Regions from separate parts of the Mus musculus genome. Here region 2 is linked to region 1. The links are chromatin loops, found by intact Hi-C in ENCODE. Cell type or tissue: left cerebral cortex. All regions are shown on one strand.

Region 1 (2,500 bases):
AAATATAATAAAACCAATATATAGTAAACCAATAACCAACATTAAACTAAATGGAGAGAAATTCAAAGCAATCCTATTAAAACCAGGGACAAGAAAAGGATGCCCACTCTCTCCCTACCTATTCAATATAGTTCAACGCACTAGCCAGAACAATTGCAGAATAAAAGAGGAACAAAAGGTTATATATTGGGAAGAGGAATTCACCTTATCAGTCTTATGAGAGGATATGATACTTTATATGAGCGACCACAAAAATTCTACCTGAGAGTTTCTGCAGCTGATATACAACTTCAGCAAAGTGACTGGATATAAAATTAACTCTAAAAAACCGGTAGCATTCCTCTACGAAAAGGATAAACTGAGAAAGAAATTAGGGAACCAACACCCTATACAATATTCAGAAATAATAGGAAATTTCTTAATGTGACACTAATCAAGCAAGTGAAAAATCTGTATGACAAGAACTTCAGATCTCTGAAGAAAGAAGTTAAAGATGACACCAGAAGATGGAAAGATATCCCAAGATCATGGATAGGCAGGATTACCATAGTATAAAAATGGCTACCTTGCCATAAGCAACCCACTGATTCAATGCAATCCCCATCAAAATTTCAACTCAGTTCTTCAAAGAGATAGAAATAGCAATTCTCAAATACATCCAGAATATAAAATAACCAAGGATAGTTAAAAATATTCTCAACAATAAAATAATTTCTGGGGAGATCACCATCTCTGACCTCAATTTTACTACAGAGCAATAGTGATAAAAACCACATGGAATTGGCACAGACAAAGGCAGATAGATGAATGGACTATAATTGAAGACACAATTAAACCCACACACCTATGATCATTTGATATTTGACAAAGACGCAAAAACCATCCAGTGGAAAAAAAGACAGTATTTTCAACAAATGGGGTGGTTCATCTTGCTGCTGGCATTTAGAGGAATGCAAATTGAAACATTCTTGTCACCTTGTACAAAGCTCAAGTCCCAGTGGATGAAGAACCTAGACATATAACCATATAAATGGGATCTAATGGTCAAGAAAGTGGGGAAGTTCCTCAAACATGTAGACACATCGGAAAATTTCCTGAATAGTTCACCAATGTCTTATACTCTATGAACAATAATAGTCCAATGGTATATCATAAAATTACAAGGCTTCTGTAAGGGAAAGTACACTGTCAATTGGTAGTTCCTAAGAGAATTAGAAATAGATTTTCCTGAAGACCCAGCTACACCACTCCTGGGCATATACCCAAAAGATTCTCCAACATATATAAAAATGAATCATGTTTCATATTATTCATAGAAGCCTTGCTTATAATAGCCAGAAACTGGAAATAACCCAGATGTCCTTCAACAGAGGAATGGATACAGAAAATGTGGTGCACTTTCACAATAGTATACTATTCAGCTATTAAAAAAAATTATTTCATGAAATTCTTAGGCAAAAGGATGGAACTAGAAAATACCATCCTGAGTAAAGTAAGCTAGTCATAAAAGAACACACATGGTATGCAGTCACTGATAAGTGAATATTAGTCCAAAAGCACAGAATACCTCTTATATAATTCACAGATCATATGAAGCTCAAGAAGAAGGAAAACCAAAGTGTGGATGTTTCAGTCATTCTTAGAATGGAGAATAAAATACAAATGGGATGTAGGGGTTGGGAGGGACTTGGGAGGAATAGAGGATGAGGAGGAGAATAGGGGTGCAGGATACAGTATGAATAAAATACATATGGTCAGGAATTTGAACAGAATTTTTTAACAATGGAGCATAGGGAACTGAGGATAGCCACAAAAAATCCCAGATGCCAGGAAAGCAAGAGACTCCCAGGACTCAACAAGGATAAGATTAGCTGAGCCATGAGAACTTCATGGTATTCTGTAGCATAGCTCTGCTTGTGGTATTCTCAATCCTTACATGCTTCTTAATATAAGGGTTGTATGTAAACTTATAGCTCAATTCTAGGCTCTCACTCAGCAGTATTATTAGCACTCTCAATAATACTGAATGATAGCCAGGCAGTGGTGACACACACCTTTAATCCCAGCACTTGGGAGGCAGAGACATACCGATTTCTGAGTTCAAGCCATCCTGGTCTATAGAGTGAGTTCCAGGACAGCCAGGGCTATACAGAGAAACACTGTGTTGATAAAAAGAAACAAAAACAAAAACAAAACAAAACAAAACAAAAACAAACAAATCAAAACAAAACAAACAAAATACCCCCCCCAAAAAAACAAACAAACAAGCAAACAAAACCACCCCCCCCCCCAAAAAAATAGTGAATGATCTTTGTTAATGATCACTGCTGGAACAGTTAAGGATTAAATCACACATTTGAAAAGAATTCACAAATATAGTTTGTTAGCAATGACCACAAACTTTTTACTTTGGAAATGAAACTTGTTAGTAAAGCTAGGTTAAGTTGTTTTTGTTGTTGGTGTTGGTGGTGGGGTGTGTGTGTTTCTTGTAGTTATACTA
Region 2 (2,500 bases), 210 kb before region 1:
AGTCCAAGTGGATGAAGAACCTCCACATATAACCAGATAGATGGGAACTAGTGGACAAGAAAGTGGGGAAGTTCCTCAAACATGTGGACACATCGGAAAATTTCCTGAATAGTACAACAATGTCTTATACTCTAAGAACAAAAATAGTCCAATGGTATATCATAAAACTGCAAGGCTTCTGTAAGGCAAAGTACACTGACAATAGGCAGTTTCTAAGAGAATTAGAAATAGATTTTTCTGAAGACCCAGCTATACCACTCCTGGCAATATACCCAAACGGTGCTCTAACATATTTAAAAAGGAAACATGTTTCATATTGTTCATAGAAGCCTTGCTTAAAATAGCCAGAAACTGGAAATAACCCAGATGTCCTTCAACAAAGGAATGGATACAGAAAATGTGGTATACTTTCACAATAGTATACTATTCAACTATTAAAAAAACGATTTCATGAAATTATTGGGCAAAAGGATGGAACTAGAAAATACCATTCTGAGTAAAGTAAGCTAGTCATAAAAGAGCACACATGGTGTGCACTCACTGATAAGTGAATATTAGCCCAAAAGCCCAGAATAACTAGTATACAATTCACAGATCATGTGAAAGTGTGGATGCTTCAGTCTTTCTTAGAAGGGAGAATAAAATACAAATGGGATGTAGGGGTTGGGAGGGACTTGGGAGGAATAGAGGATGAGGAGAGGAATAGAGGTGCAGGTTATGGTATGAGAGTACACTAGGATAAAATATATATGGTCAGGAATATGAACAGAATTTTTTAACAATGGGGCATGGGGAACTGGGGATAGCCACAAAAAGTCCCAGATGCCAGGAAAGCATGAGACTCCCAGGAGTCAACAAGGATAAGATTAGCTGAGCCATGAGAACTTCATGGTTTTCTGTAGCATAGCTCTGCTTGTGGTAATCTCAATCCTCACATCCTTCTTAATCTAAGTGTTGTATGTAACTTATAGATTACTTCTATTCTCTCACTCAGCAGTATTTTTAGCACTCACAATAATAGTGAATGATTGCCTGGCAGTGTTGGTGCACACCATTAATCCCAGCACTTGGGAGGCAGAGACATACAGATTTCTGAGTTTGAGGCCATCCTGGTCTACAGAGTGAGTTCCAGGACATCCAGGGCTATACAGAGAAACCCTGTCTTGAAAAAAAATAGTGAATGATCTTTGTTAAGTATCACTTCTGGAACAGTTAATGATTAAATCACACCTTTGAAAAGAATTCACAAATATAGTTTGTTAGCAATGACCACAACCTTTTTAATCTGGAAATGAAACTTGTTAGTAAAGCTAGGTTAAGTAGTAGTAGTAGTAGTAGTAGAAGTAGTAGTAGTAGTAGTAGTACTAGTAGTAGTAGTAGTAGTAGTAGTAGTTGTTGTTGTTTTTGTTGTTGTTATTGTTGTTGTTGTGTGTGTTTTCTGTAGTTATAGTATAGAAAATCTTAGGAAATAATTTGAAGTTCAGAAAAGCACACTCTTAATAGTTGAGCTAGATTGGAATTGATATTATTTTACTTTGAGATTTATAGCTGTAAAGAGACACCATGACCAAGGCAATTCTTATAAAGGACTATAGTCAGTTGGGGCTGGATTATAGGTTCAGTGGTTCAGTCCATTATCATCATGGCAGTGGCATGTCTACATCTAGGCAGATATGGCACTGGAAAAGCTGAGACTTCTACATCTTCATTCCAAGGAAGCTAGGAGCAAACTGACTCTTCTGCACTCTGCAGAGTCTCAAAGCATACCCCCACAGTTACACACTTCACACAACATGGCAACACCTACTAACAGTACCACTCCTAATGGACCAAGCATACTCAAATCACCTCATTAAACACCCTGGCACCCATAGTCTTGTTCAGTCACATGACTCTATGGAAGTCATAGCTAAACATAGTCTATGGAAGTTTCAACAATATTAAAAGTCCAAAATTCAAACACTTTTGTGAGATTCATTCAAGCACTTAACTATATAATTGCCTATAAAGTAAAAATGAAAAAAAAAAAGCAGAACACATATCTTAAATGTCTCAGGATGTACACTATCATTCCAAAAGATAGTAGTGAGGAAATACTGGAAAAAACAGGATCGATAACCACCTAGGCAATTTCCAAATTCTGCATCTATATGTTTGATGTAAAAGTGCTCTTCGTAATTCTAACTCCTCATCATTGTTGACTGCAACACAATTATTTCTCTTGGGTTGTTTCTCTTCCCTGTTAGTAGATTTCCTCAGCAGATATCCTACGATTCTGACATCTCTAGCATTTTAGATTATCCAAGGCAACTTCACTTTTACATGTTCTTGTTTCAATCTCTGAGAGACACACATGATCTTGTAGACTTCTCTAAATGCCTTAGAGGAGCCAGCTCTGTCCTCTGTAGCACTCTAGGCTCTAGGTAACTCTCCTCCATTGCTCCTGCTGTTCATGGTAATCATTCATTGGTACTGGCATCTCCAATTTGCTTGAGTCTTC

The links. Peaks named below come from ENCODE experiments on the same cell type or tissue, not always from the same donor. Only the 100,000 strongest peaks of a DNase experiment are listed, where the experiment ranks them.
Region 2: it touches region 1 in a loop (12-fold over the local background); 16 of 42 quality-filtered maps call a loop at or near these places.

What each region holds. Positions count from the first base shown.
Region 1 is chr6:60,049,362-60,051,861 of GRCm38, forward strand. No RefSeq gene overlaps it. Among named protein-coding and RNA genes, the nearest start is that of Gm22723, 21 kb to the right of the region's middle. In left cerebral cortex, no CTCF peak of the experiment used is centred here; a DNase peak (open chromatin) is centred at 1,291.
Region 2 is chr6:59,838,049-59,840,548 of GRCm38, forward strand. No RefSeq gene overlaps it. Among named protein-coding and RNA genes, the nearest start is that of Gm22622, 130 kb to the left of the region's middle. In left cerebral cortex, no CTCF peak of the experiment used is centred here; no DNase peak of the experiment used is centred here.